Linked DNA regions of Homo sapiens: all the other regions are linked to region 1. Evidence: read pairs that join two places in POLR2A ChIA-PET (ENCODE). Cell type or tissue: A673. All regions are shown on one strand.

The links. ChIA-PET counts read pairs that join two places held together with the same protein. Peaks named below come from ENCODE experiments on the same cell type or tissue, not always from the same donor. Only the 100,000 strongest peaks of a DNase experiment are listed, where the experiment ranks them.
Region 2: POLR2A ChIA-PET joins it to region 1 with 9 read pairs; 2 of 35 experiments call an interaction of 5 or more read pairs at or near these places.
Region 3: POLR2A ChIA-PET joins it to region 1 with 6 read pairs; 2 of 35 experiments call an interaction of 5 or more read pairs at or near these places.

The regions. Positions count from the first base shown.
Region 1 is chr5:67,435,611-67,440,610 of GRCh38, forward strand. No RefSeq gene overlaps it. Among named protein-coding and RNA genes, the nearest start is that of TILRLS, 170 kb to the left of the region's middle. In A673, no CTCF peak of the experiment used is centred here; DNase peaks (open chromatin) are centred at 2,641 and 3,061; H3K27ac peaks cover 2,696 bases.
Region 2 is chr5:68,192,476-68,197,475 of GRCh38, forward strand. LINC02219 (long intergenic non-protein coding RNA 2219) reads left to right here. Exons shown (of 3, transcript NR_105003.1): 2 at 3,895-4,014. Among named protein-coding and RNA genes, the nearest start is that of LINC02219, 5.1 kb to the left of the region's middle. RefSeq lists an enhancer at 1,084-1,623. In A673, no CTCF peak of the experiment used is centred here; no DNase peak of the experiment used is centred here.
Region 3 is chr5:67,330,720-67,335,719 of GRCh38, forward strand. No RefSeq gene overlaps it. Among named protein-coding and RNA genes, the nearest start is that of TILRLS, 65 kb to the left of the region's middle. In A673, no CTCF peak of the experiment used is centred here; a DNase peak (open chromatin) is centred at 4,892.

The sequences.
Region 1 (5,000 bases):
TTATTAAAGTGATTTTTTCCATTTCCATTTGTATATGCAACCCCTTTAGTTGTAGAAATGCAAATTTTAGCTATCCATAAAAGAAAGTATTTTCTTTTTTTAAATTCCTTCAATAATATGTATTTAGTTGTAATTTACTATTTTCCACTAAATGTTCCGTAAATTCTCACTGGAGAAGCCATTGCAAGAATGAGCCATGCACTGCAGAGACCCTTCATTATGGAGTTGTAGTGGATCGGGTGGGTGTGCATCCTGTTTAGATGGGGTATATCCTGTGGCAGGGACAATAAGATAAATTTTGGTGAATGGCTTAGTGGGGTCACACCTGGTTAGTAGCATCACATTAATTTTCCCAAGGCAAACTAGAAAAAATGTGTAAGTCAAGTATAAATTAGCAGAGATGAAAGTGTTGCAGAGGAAAGAGCTATACATTCATATTCAGAATGATCCCTTCACCATGTGGCCTGGAAGTACCAGAATGATCTAACATCACTGAACCCGTTGTTCCAACTATAAAATGCAGGCAGTGGCCATTTGCTGTGGAAATTCAATGAGATTCTCTCTATATAAATGTTCTAGTCTCTAAGATCATGTACCATTGTAACATGCCTTATAACTTTGTCATGTCTTATGCTTTGGTCAAATGGATACCCATTTCTTTAACAGACTTCATTTAAAAAAATTAACTTGTAAAGGAACAATGGTAGATCAGTAGAATTTAGGTCTGAGATATGAAATGTATTTGCAAGGACAAAACACAGCAGCTATCTTGGCTTGTACCCCACTGCCCTCTCTCTAGAGGGAAGTGTCAAGGAAAATTAGACCCAGAAGGATAAGGCTGAAGCTTGGCTGTGCCATTTATTAGCTGTGTGATGTGAGGCTAATTACTGGACTCCTCTGAAACTTTTTCCTCTTTTAGGTGTTGTAATAATCCTATCTCTTAGAGTTATATTCAGGATTGGCTAAGACACCAGCACACCTAATATATAATGCTCAGCAGATGAAAATAAACATGACTTACAAATAGGGCTTACTGTGTATCAGGTATGGTTTTAAACACCTTAAAGGTATGAACTCTTTGATTTCTCACAGTATCCCAAGAGATTGACCAAATTTTAATCACCATTTTATAGGTGGAAATACTGATGAAAATAAGATTAATTAATTTGCTCGGTATCAGACATCAAATAAGTGGCAGAACCAGGCTTTAAATGCAGGGCAGACTGGTATTGGGGTATGTGTGCCTAACCATTACACCAACCTATCTCTAACCAGGAAGGATCTGTTCTATAAAGGAATCCAAGGCTTTGATTTTGATTCATGGAACATGTATGCCTTAGTTATATGCATGATACTTTAAATTCTGCAGAAACTTCTTGCAGAAACTTTCCTAAAATAATGACCTAGAATAACATAATTATTGTGTAGTAATAAACAAGATACGATGGATTCACAGCATATACAGATTTTCAAATACTTAGATTCTTACATACACCACCTGAGAGAAGCAGTGTATTATTTGATTAGATTAACTACCAATGCTATCCTTGTAATTGTATTAGCACATTCTTCAATGGTCTGTTTTCTTGGAGATTTCTTTAGTACCATGTAATTTAATGGTTTGCATCAAAAGTTACTGCCCAAGACCATGGGAACCCACCTCTTGCATCAGCATGACCTGGATGTGAGACATGGAGTCAAAGGAGATCATTTTGGAGCTTTAAGATTTGACTGCCCCGCTGGATTTTGGGCTTGCATGGGGCCTGTAGCCTCCTTGTTTTGGACAACTTCTCCCATTCGGAGTGGCTATATTTACCCAATGCCTGTACCCACACTGTATCTAGGAAGTAACTAACTTGCTTTTGATTTTACAGGCTGATAGGCAGAAGGAAGTTGCCTTTTCTCAGATGAGACTTTGGACTGTGGACATTTGAGTTAACGCTGAAATGAGCTAAGACTTTGGGGGACTGTTGGAAAGGCATGATTGGTTTTGAAATGTGAGGACATGAGATTTGGGAGGGACCAGGGCCGAATAATATGGTTTGGCTGTGTCCCCACCCAAGTCTCATCTTGAATTCCCACGTGTTGTGGGAGGGACCCAGTAGGAAGTAATTGAATCACAGATGCAGGTCTTTCCTGTGCTGTTCTTGTGATAGTGAATAAGACTCATGAGGTCCGATAGTTTTAAATAGGAGAGTTTTCCTTTGCAAGCTTTTTTTTCTGTCTGTCACCATGTAAGCGTGCCTTTCAACTTCCGCCATGATTGTGAGGCCTTCCCAGCCACATGAAACTTAAGTCCATTAAATCTCTTTCTTTTGTAAATTGCCCAGTCTTGGGTATGTCTTTATCAGCAGCATGAAAACGAACTAATACAGTTACTTCAGTAAGTGTTTTTGTACATCTGCAGAAGTAGGCTGGAGTTAGAAGACTTTATTAGTTTGTGACTTTGGACAAATCCCATAAATTCTCTGAGTCCTATTAGTATTCTAATCTGCAAAGCAGGAAATATCCTTCCTGTGTCTACAGTGAGAATCAGATGAGAACATTGATGTAAACATCTTCTGCAAACTCTCAAGTGCTATCTAAATGTTAAGGGTCCTTATTTAGTGTCAAGGGAGTTCCGGGATTTCATGTGATTGCTCATTTAAGTGCCTAGAGAGCTGGGATGTGAAATCTACATTTCTCAATTTAAAATCTTGGCCAGTCATCCAAGATATCACCCCCTTGGGAATCTATGGGGCTTAGACCACGTTGCTTAACTGATTCCCATGGGAGGTGTTGGCTTATCAGGAGAGATGGTTTCTATGAATCAGATAAGGGCTGGCGTAGTTGATCTCCATGATCCCAACTCTGAGAATTTAGACTTTGAAAATTAAAACAGGGGAAGCTTTTCTGCAACTTTACTGAACCTGCAAATTAAAACTTAAAGGTTATTTAGTAATAGCAATTTATAGCAGAACATTTGCAAAGAAAACTAAACACAATCACCACCAGTGTTTTGAGTGAGCTCCAATTTTCCACAGGAAATGGAGAACTCTTTTTCATTTTAGCCGTAGGAGCTGGTATTGTTTATTTCCTCATCCATATGTTTTGTGTCTGGAAATGTTTCAAGATCCTCCAGCCCCAGCAGGTCGTCTTCTCTCCTCCTTCTTGAAGTTCACTCATCTTCTCCTCTTCTCCTTACAGTTCCTACAGGTTCCCAACCATTCTCTTCCTCTTACTCAGTGTTCTTCACATTTTTCCTGCCCCCATCTCTCAGTCCTCCCTCCTTTTTCTCATGTGCTGAGTTTTAATTATGCACATCTAAAAGCATTGTGAATTAAAGTCAGTAGCTCTAGTTCTACTATCTTTTCCTCCAGCATCAAATGAGATGTACCTGGGGAATTGGAGGCAAGGGAGGAACAAATGAGCCTGTAATCAGAGACAAACCACTTTGGAGAGAGTAGACAACATTGTCTTTCAAACAAGGGCAGGCTGCCTGCTTTTGGCCTCCTTGGAGGAGCTCTGTCTACCAAGCCTTGTGCTTTTCGCGACAGCAGCCCTGGCTTCCCTGTCCCCAGACTTTCCTGGCTGTCCCCTGGCTGTCCTTCAGCCCCTCTCTGCTCCCTCTTTATGCCTTTCCGAACTCATCACAATTCTACTGCCAGTTTCAGAATGATTCGTGATTTCTGTTTCCAAAATAGTAGTTCTAGAAAAGGATCTCCCTGGTGTCCTGGTCTCATTTTGCTGGGATGTTCACTATCCTAAGCCTGAGAATGGGACAGGAAAAAAAGTTAAGATTTGTGCTAGCTCTTGTCCTGTTTCACTGACAGGTTGTCACTTTTTCTGAAGTTTCCAGGCCTGATGTGAACGTCGTGGTCTGAAGCATACATGTTCCCACTTGGTGACTCTGTTCATTTCACATTCAAAATAAGGCGAATGTGTGCTATTATTTACTTTATAATGCTCTTGCTTTCAGCTAAAAATTACATTAATGATATTTGAAGAATTAAAATTCTTCATTTGGCCTCATCAAATTACTTTCTGTCATTGATGTCTTTGACTTTCCTTTGGATAATATTGTATTCGATTTTGTTGTAGTTAGAAAAGTTGTTTTTTGTTCTCAGATTTAATTCTGCCTGTCCCCCTGTTTGCTATGTCATTCCTAATTATATCCACTTTCCCCTTACCGAGACCACCCATTATAATTTCTTCCTCTCTGGAGTGTTTAGAGCTTTTAAAATCTTGCACATCATAAATGAAAAACTTTGCAAGTACAAATACTCAATGGAGAGTCAATACAGTATAAGGGTATGACAAATGAAACTGTGTTTTTGACATGACTGTTTGTTCTTATAAATTCAAGTGATTCTTGACCCACTAGTGCTGCAGCCTAAACTAAGAAACCCCTTAAATATTTTAATACTGCCACATGTTGATTTCTATCACATTCTCTGTAGGACTTTGGTAACATTCATGACAGTCACAATGTGTTGCCTCTTTTACTTAAGCTCAAGAATTTATTCTCTGCCCACATTTTAGAAATGTAAAAGGCACTTTTACTGCTAATATTTAGGTTAAATTGTAGTATTTGATTTTTTGAAGCAAAGATCTTGGCATGTATATTTTTCAGATTGTAATTTGTTCAGATGTAGTAGGATGGGTATATAACTTTATTAATGAAGAAAGTTAATAAAAGCAGATTGGCAGAACCAGAGAAGATACAGCAGGTAGAGAATACTAAAGCCCCAAGTTTACATAAAATGTAAATACATCTGTTTGAGTACCTCAGTGTGGCCTTACCATTAGTTCTGTCAATAAACATTCCAAACTTACTGGGTTTTACAAACATTTCTTAGCACTACAGCTTCATCTGAAAAATAATAATAAATTATAGTTTCTAAAATGCCTACTGCATACCCGACACTATATTAAACACCTACACATGTTACCACATTTTATCCTTAGGACAACTTGGTGCCATAGATATTATTATTGTCATCTTAAAAAATATATATCTA
Region 2 (5,000 bases), 760 kb after region 1:
CCCCAAACCAGTAGCTTAAAACCTTCATTTCATTTTGTTCACGGTTTTCTGGGAATTCAGGAAGTACTCAGTCCAGGCAGCTCTCTGTTGGGTTCTCTCATGCAGTTGCAGTCAGATGTTGACTCTGGCTCCAGTGACATAAGGATCAACTGTCATAGGTCCAGCAGTTGAGGCCCAGCTCTGCCATAGGTCCAGCAGTTGACATGTCTGCAGTGAGCTTGGCAGAGGCTAATAAGCGTATCTACACCAGCATGGCTGTCTCAGGGTAATCAGACTTTTTACATGGCGGAAGACTTTCTCCAGAAAGGCTCAAGAGAATCAGACAAGGGCTTTTTCCAGCCAGCCTCAGACATCACACAGCATCACTACAAGGTTCAACTGTTTCCTATTGAGTCACTAAGATTGGACCTCTCTAGATGGGAGGAGTATCAAATAACTTGCAGATACATTTTTAAACTGCCATACATGTGCTTTTGTGTTTTTCTTCGCAAACAGCTCAGCATGTATTCTCTTTAGCTAAAGACCCCAGTAGTTTTTGAGTTCATTTTGTGCTTCCAGAACCTAGCACAGGGTATGTGTTACAGCAAATGCAGCCAAATATTTGTTAAACTGAACCAAAGGCTGACAAGCCATGAACTCCTGCCATCCACATGAAGGAGGGATTTTGTGGCTGCCAAATTTTTCTTTTGATAAGTTAGATGGCTTATCATGCTGATAATACAACTATATATATAGATAATAGAAAACCTTGGTTTTTTTCCCAAGGTAAAGGAGTCTCAGAAATCCTGTAGTCCCACCCTTTACCTTGTACCTCCCAGCCCTCCTCACCCCACCCCAGTTTCATAGCTGAAGCCCAGAGAAGTTAAGTGACCTAACCAAGTGATAAAGGTATGGTCTCTAGTTGTATTATGTTGGTGCAAAGTATTTGCGGTTTTTGCTATCAAAAGCAATTCCAGGCATTGTTTCTTGTCCATAACAAAATATTGTTTTCTCGGTTACTGTTTGGGGTTATGACTTTATCAAAAATTGCAGGGACATTGTGGGCGTTAGGTCATTTTTATACATGAGGGTGAGGAAGTGATACTTCTGCCAACCTGTTGATCTCAGCAAGAATTCTTTTCCTCCCTGACCTTTCTATTTATTCCATCAGGCAGATAAAGAAAAGACCCAGAAAGATCTCACCAGGAGGCTGTGGGACTCCAAGTTGCTCTCTTCAGATATAGGTCAAAAAAACTAACTTCCTGACCCTTTCTTCATGCCTTGCAATAAGATCTTGTAGTTTCTATGTCTGGGGCAGTGCTGAGTCTAGAAGGCTTCCTGTGATTTACAAAAAGCCTGTGAGGAAATGGAGATGTCCCTGAGCCTGCCTAAACCTGCAACAGTGATCCATTGTATTTCCAGGGGGCAACCCATCATACTTTGATGTAAGACGTCGTTCCAGCCCTTTGGGGTCAGGAATGCAAAATGCCAAGTCATCTATTTTGCATCACAATGATGCAGTTTTGTCAGGAAGTATAGTATTTTTAAAGTGATCACCCAGTTGATTAACAAAAGAAAAGAAATCACACCTTCTCCTTTGAAGTTTGCCAAGCTTCCCTTAACTAAAGAAGGCTCTTTCCTTAGCTTGTATCAGGACCATATTCAAGACTTTTTCAATTTGGAAAATTTCATATTTATTAGGAAAGGTGAATAATAGAGCTAGTATATGGAACTAATTTCTTAGGTCAGTCAACATTTCTTTAAGTCAATTCATTGAATTGATGTTTGTGTGAATGTCTGGCTTATAGTGAGCACTCAGTACATGTTAATTCCGCTTCTTTTCCTAACACCATTGTATGGGGAATGACTCAGGTTCACAATGTTTAGTATTTCTCCAAAATACTCTGAGTCTTCATTACCAAAAAAAAAAGTTCGATAACATTTGACCTCCTGTATTTACTAAGGCAGAAAAACCTTCTAAGCTCCTTGTATTGGTCAGTGTTCTCCAGAGAAACAGAACCAATAGGATGTGTGTGTGTGTGTGTGTGTGTGTGTGTGTGGTGTGTGGTGTGAGTGTAGGGGGCAAGAGAGTTATTTTAAGGAATTGACTCGTGTGATTATGAAAGCTGGCACATTACAAGAGCTGCAGTGAGCAAGCTGGAGATCCAGGATACCTGATAGTATAGTTCCAGTCTGAGTCCAAAGCCTGAGAACCAGAAGAGCTGATGGTGTGTCTAGTCTAAATGCTGGCAGGCTGAAGACCCAGAAAGAGCCAATGTTTCTGTTAGAACCTGAATGCAGTGGGGGAAAAAACTAATGTTCTAACTCTAGGTAGTCAGCCAGAAGGAAATTCCCTCTTACACATGGTAGCACCAGCCTTTTTGCTGTATTCAGCCTTCAACTGACTGGATGAGTCCCATCCACGTTAAGGAGGGCAATCTACTTTACTGAGTCAACTGATTCAAATGTTAATCTTGTCCAAAAGAACCCTCATAGAAATACCCAGAATAATCTTTGGCCAAATACCTGGGCATCCCATGGTCAGTTAAGTCAACATATAAAGCTAACTATCACACTCCTTTTCCGTTGAGCACTAGTCAAATTGAAATTTCATAGAATTTGTGTGTTTGTAATAGAAATGATTTTCTGGTTAACCCTGTTTTACCAAATATGTACGGTGTACCCAGTTCTCCTTAGGATTTACTCTTTGCTCAGAGCATTTCATTTTGGGGCATGCAAATAAATGGGATGCCCCCCTTATCCCTGCCCCATTATCCCTTATCCCTGTCCCTGTATGGAATACAATGTACACTCATAACATGAAACCAAAGGGAGGATGTTCTATGTAACATTACTGATTCTGTGACCATCCTAGGAAGGAATGCTGGTGCGAGCTCTCCATCTTCACTTCATGAATTAATAGACTTGTCATCGGAGGTATTAATAGGGCTTGGAGTTACAGCAAAGCTTCACAGACATTCTCAGACATCAATCACATTTTGGTGTTTGCAGCTCGAAGGCAAATCATCTGCACAATTATGATTTATATGAAATTCAGGAATCATAAATGTGCTTCACTTTGGTCTTATTCAGAAACCAGTAGCTTTTACTCATGGATGCTAGCAAGTTTGGCTTGCATGGTGGAGGCTGTGTGCTGTTGAGGTTAATAGCATGCAATTACCCGGGCTCCAACTGCAGCTCTACCAACACAGAAGCAAAAGTGGAAAACATGGCAGAGTTCTTAGAGTAGAAATAAAACTGTAAAAACAATGGTTGAAGAAGGATCTTTGTGCTTGTTTTAGATAGAATTCATTAAATTTTTAACTGCTATGCCAAAGAGACTATATCCATATAATCTTTAGACATGCAGTGAGGTAGTTACTGTTATTATCCCCATGCTAGAATTTGAAAACAGAAACACAGAGAACATAAGTAACTTGTCCTAAGGTCACTTTGATTTGAAAGTAGGGAGTGTGGTTCCAAGACTAACTACCAAACTAGGTGTTTCTTTGCTGGGTGAGTCCTCTCTCTGTCACCCAAACAAACACACAGCCTGGCCCAGTGATCCCATAGAGGTGCTGCCTTGCACTGCCAAGTCCTATGGGAATACTGGGCAAAGGTTCTTTTCTGCTTTCAGACCATACCCCTTGCGTCTCAGGTAGAATACTACAGGGGATAAATGGAAGACCAGATCCAGTTGGGTCAGAGGCCTCCCCTCCAGATCTTCCGCTCTCCAGAGCCTTTTTCCACCCTCTCCCCTAACCATCAACCACATGTCCCTTAGAGTTTCGTACTGTCCATTCCGCTCAAGACTTGGGTTTCCCTTTAATATTTTTATTGGTTTTGTAATAAACATCTTGGTGCTGATTAGTTGTTTTTTTTTTTTTTTTAACCGAGTTTCACTCTTTCGCCCAGGCTGGAGTAAAGTGGCATGATCTCGGCTCACTGCAGCCTCCGCCCCCGCCAGGTTCAAGTGATTCTCCTGCCTCAGCCTCCCGAGTAGCTGGGATTACAGGCGCAGGCCACCATGCCCAGGTAATTTTTGTATTTTTAGGAGAGAGGGGGGTTTCTCCATGTTTACCAGGCTGGTCCCGAACTCCTGACCTCAGGTGATACACCCGCCTTGGCCTCCCAAAGTGCTGTGATTACAGGCATGAGCTACCACGCCTGGCCGGTGCTGAATTTTAATTCCTCAACCAGCTGGGCTACCCTCGGTAATACCCTCAGTAATCATTACCCTCCCCATCACGAACTGCTCACTTGATCACTCAACACATAGAGAGTCTCCTTCATTCCCAATGTAGAATAGAGAGCAGAGATAACAGTGGAGAGTAAAGGCAACATGGTCCCTGCCCTCACGGAGTTTATACTCTAGTGGGGAAGACAAACATTATTCAAAGAGTTACATATAAATATAAAACTATACTGTGACAAATGCCACAAGGAAAAGGTGCAGAGTTTGATGACCCCAGGACCTGGAATTTACCTAGTCAGAGAGATCAAGGAAGGCTTCCCTAAGGAAGTGGTGCAGAGCTGAGATCGGAAGAAGCAGGGATGTTCTCCACAGAAAGAACATGCTCAGAAGCCCAGTCAGCAGCAGGAAGGAGTGTGGTGATTTTGAGGAACCGAAAGAAGACCAGCATGGCTGGAGAACAGAGGATGGGGGTGTGATATGTGACGAGCGAAGAGAAGTAAGCGGGGGCAAGATTGTGTAAGCCTGTGATCAGGATTCTGGCCTGTATGCCTAGAGCAGTTATTTTCAACTTCGGCTACATGTCAGAACCACCTACAAAGCATTTTAAAATACTGATTAAAGGATCCCATTCCAGAACCATCAAATCCAAACTTCTGGAAGTGAGAACCAGGCATAAGTATTTTTTTTAAAGCTTTCAGGTGATTTTATCATGAAAACAAGGGTGAGAATCATTGACCTATAGCAATGAGAAGTCACTAAAATGTTTGAAGATAATATGTATGCTATGAATCTTTAGAGGGAGTTGGAAGCCATTTCCAGATTTACA
Region 3 (5,000 bases), 100 kb before region 1:
TCTGTTTTTATGCCAGTGCCATGTTGTTTTGACTACAATAGCTTTGTAATATATTTTGAAATCTGGTAGTGTGATGCTTCCAGCTTGGTTCTTTTGCTTAAAATGGCTTTGGTTATTTGGGGCCTTTTGTGGTTGCATATAAATTTTATAAATGTTTTGATCTATTTTTGTGAATAATGTTATTGAAATTTTGATAGTGATTTCATTGAATTTGTAGCTTGCTTGGGTAGTATGGGCATTTTAGCAATATTAATTCTTCTAATCCATGAACCTGGGATATCTTTCCATTTATTTGTGTCTTCTTCAATTTCTTTTATACTTTTCAGTATACTGATCTTTAGCCTCCTTTGTTAAATTTACTTATAAGTATTTAATTTTTTGATGCTATTGTAAATGAGATTATTTTCTTAATTTCTTTTTCAGATAGTTTGTTGTTATGTAAAAATGCTACTGATTTTTATAAGTTGATTGTTTATCTTAACACTTTACTGAATTCCTTTATTCAGTAAAGGAATAAATTACTAAAAATACAATTTGGCTTTGTAATACATTCCTAAATATATTACAAAGCTATGGTAGTTCCACCTTTGCGTGTGTGTGTGTGTGTGTGTGTGTGTGTGTGTTTGTGAAGTCTTTAGAGTTTTCTAAGTATAAGAAGAGGCCATCAACAGAGACAATCACTTCTTTCTTTCCTATTTGAATGTCTTTCATTTCTTTTCTTTTGCCTAATTGCTCTGGCTGCTAGAACTTTCAGTACTATGCTGAATAGAAGGGGTGAAAATAGGCATCTTTGTCTTATCCCTGATCTTAGAGGCAACGCCTTCAACTTTTCACTATTGAGTATGATGTTAGCCGTGGGCTTGTCTTATGTGACCTTTATTGTGTTGAAGAATATTCCTTCTATACGTAATTTTTGAGAGTTCTTGATTATGAAAGAATGTTGAATTTTGTCAAATGCTGTTTTTTTTGGCATCTGTTGAGATGATCATATAGTTTTTGGCCTTCATTCTGTTAATATAGTGAATCACATTTATTGATTTGCATATGTTGAATCATCCTTGAATCCCAGGGGTAAATCCCACTTGATCATGGGAAGGATTATTTTGAATCTTTTTTAATCATTTTGAAGGATTGTGGAATACAGTTTTATAGTATTCTGTTGAGGATTTTTGCATCTATGTTCATCAGGGATATTGGCTTGTAGTTTTCTTGGAGTGTCTTTGTCCAGCTTTGTTAGCAAGGTAATACAGGCCTCATAAAATGAGTTTGGAAGTATCCTCTCCTCTTCAATTTTTTTGAAAGATTTAGAAAATGATTGATATTCATTCTTTAAATGATTGGTAGAATTTATCCATGAAGCCATCTGGTCCTGGGATTTTCTTTGATGGGAGATTTTAATTACTAATTTAATCTCCTTACTTGCTTTGATTTGTTCAGATTTTCTATTTCTTTGTAATTCAGTCTTGGTAGGTTTATGATTCTAGGAATTTATCCATTTCTTCCAGGTTGTCCAATTTGTTGGCATGTAGTTGTTCATAGTAGTCTCTTATGATCCTTTATATGTTTGTGTTATCAGTTATAATGTTTCCTCTTTCATTTCTGATTTTATTTATTTGAGTCTTCTGTCATTTTTCCTTAGTCCAGCTAAGGATTTGTCAATTTTATTCATCTTTTCAAAAAACCAACCCTTAGTTTCATTGATCTTTTCTGTTGTTTTTCTATCCTGTATTTCATTTATTTCTGCTCTGATCTTTGTTTTATCTGTTAATATTGGGCTTTCTATTAATATTGGGCTTAGCATGTCCTCCCCACCCCCAGGTTCCTTGAGGTATAAAGTTAGGTTGCTTATGTGGGATTTTTTTCTTTTTTGATATGTCTTTATTACTATAAACTTCCCTCTTGAAGCTGCTTTTGCTGCATCTCATAATTTTCCTTAATTCCTCTTGTTATTGATTTCTAGTTTTATACCATTGTGATCAGAAAAAAGTTTGATATCATTTTGATTTTCCTAAATTTGTTTAGACCTGTTTTGTGTCTTAACATTTTGTTTATCATGGAGAATGTTCCCAGTGCACTTGAAAAGAATATGCATTCCATTGTTGTTAAATGGAATGTTCTGTATATGTCTGTTAGGTCCATTTGGTCTAAAGTGTAGTTCAAGTCCAATGTTTCCTTACTGAATTTATTTTTTTTTTGAGACAGAGTCTCACTCTGTCACCTAGGCTGGAGTGCGGTGGTGCGATCTTGGCTCATTGCAACCTCCGCTTCCCAGGTTCAAGCGATTCTCCTGCTTCAGCCTCTTGGGTAACTGGCATTACAGGTGCACCACCATGTCCGGCTAATTTTGTATTTTTAGTAGAAATGGGGTTTCATCATGTTGGCCAGGCTGGTCTCAAACTCCTGACCTCATGTGATCCACCCACTTCAGCCCCACAAAGTGCTGGGATTACAAGCATGAGCTACCGTGCCCAGCCTCCTTATTGAATTTTGCCTAGATGATTCGCCTATTGTTGAAAGTGAGGTATTTAATCCCTTATAATTATTGTGCTGCAGTCTATGTCTCCCTTCAGATCTCTTCATGTTTGCTTCATATATTTAGTTACTCATCCCAATTTCCTTTTTTTTTTTGGCAGAGAAATAACTTGCTATAAGAGAAGTTTGCTGAGTTCAACACTTTCTCAAAGTGTAGTCTAGAATAAAATTGCTAAATGCCTGGAGAGAGGATAACCCTCCTCCCTTCTGCATTTCATAGCAAACACTGAAAACAATTTCCCTATTTTCTGCTAAGCTTCACATGGCTTCACAATCCCAGACTATATCCTTATTCTGTTAGCCATTACCTATTGATGAGAGATGGCATACATTAGAAACATAGTCACCAATTTGGATGAATTAACCAGGGCTCTTGTCTTATGAAATACTCAAGAAATTCTGGCTCCAGAGTGTAAAAGGTCGGGGGAAAGTATCAAAGACCTGTACTTTACCTTGCTAATCTGTGCTCCATCCGTACTACCAATCATCAATTGATTAATATATATACATACATATATATAAAAAACACATGTATGTATATCTCATTTTCTCTCTTACCTCCTTTATTATTCTTACTCAGTATGTGCCTAAAATTAAAGTATATATTTATTCACTTGATTGTGTCTTTCTTGTAATAATTAAAACTTTACTGGGCAGAGGTCTGCTTGTGTACTACTCTATCTTTAGCCTTTAGAACTGCAGTTGGCTCATTATATATGCTTTAAATATTTGTTGAATAAATGAATAAATATATGAATGAGTGTAAATGAGACTCATTACTTTTTAAATTTATTTTTAATGAATCCAGAAAGAAAAAAACCTCAGTTCCACTGAATGCCAATTAGGAAGCATTCATCCATGGGAGCTGCATCGGGAAAATCCACTCTGAGAATGGAGGCACCACTGAGAATATAGAAAAAAGAAATTTAGGGACAAAACAAGCCTCAGTCCTATTGCTTGAGCCCAAGACAGAGACTGGTTCAAAACCTGCCCTACATCTGTATTTTCTAGTAATTGATCTTAAAAAAAACCTCCTGTATTATCTAAGGTGCTTTGAGCTGGAATTTTTGTTAATTGCAACTGAGGTTATTATATATCTGTAGGGATGACGTCTGTGACAAGAAAGTTTGGATTCAGAGAGGAAAGAAGAAGGGCAAAGGAGGAGCTCAGAGTAGGGCCAGATAAATAGAAACTGCAGGTACTTCAAAATTTTGTCTACAGTAGGCTGGATCTATCTTGCCTCCTCCTCCCCAATGTTTTTTTGAAGGCAATATGAGCTATGATAGGAGACAATGCTGAGCTCAAATCCCTTATCTAGCACTGTCAGGAGTGTGACCTTATCTCAGACCTAAGCTTCTTTGTGTGTAAAAGGAGGATAATACCTGATTACAGGGGTTGGGGGAAATTAATAAAATAAGCACGTGTCATTTCTAGCACCTAGACTGTGCTCAGTGATGTAAATGTTCTCTTGCTTTGGTGATCTGACAAAGGAAAGTTGAACAATTATGTCCCAGATGGATGCTGAAAAATTTATTCAAAAGTAGTTAATCCTACGTAAATGGTGTTTCTAAATTGCTGCCTGTTTTTGAAGGACTAGAGTTTCATATAATTAATTAATGACTTTCAAAATAACTTGTCAACAGCAATAATCCCAATGAGAGGAGCAAAAACTTCTTTTGGAGGAGAAACTGGAAAATTTCCTGCATTTTATTTGGAACAGCTATGGTGCAATTCCTTTTACATGCCTTTGCTCCCCTAAAACATAGTGGGGCTGATTGAAGGATACATAAATTAATTAGGAAAGACCTCCTGTTGTTGCCTAGAGCAAATTTATAACTACAGAGGATACTTGAAGTCATGTGTTTTATTCACTATAATGTTCAACAAGTTTATGTGTATGAGCTCAACTTTTTTTTTTTTCTGGAACTTTGAGTGAATGGAACTTAGTATATGGCAAGATCTAGGTGCTGTGCTACTTTCCCATGATAAACTGAATGCTTTCCCTAAAGATAGTTGATCTATTGAGTTTAATGACAATTTCCAACATTTCCTTTTTAACATTAGATTCAGGTGATCGTGCATGTTGCAATTAATTTCATTTTTGGTCAGTTTTGTGGAATGCCTACTGTGTGCTTGATAGAAGGAGGTTTTACAGCTGAATGCTCTACCCCAGAGCACTATAGTCTCTGTGGTCTATTTTGGAATTTCTCCTTAAGTTTATTACAGGAGTTTTATTTATGTCATTTGTTTCGTATATTATGCTGTTCCAAGTTGTAAACATGCCACAAGTAATTTCCCTTTCTCTTCTTCTAAGCCTTATTTATGTTCTTTGGAATTCATACAGAAACATCTTGAAGTTCTGAGGAGCTGTTACTAATGTGCCCCTCTGGGATCAGACTGATTTTGACTGTGAGAATTGGCATCTTTGAGATCTCATTAAAAAGAGCCCCACATCAGAACTCCAGACC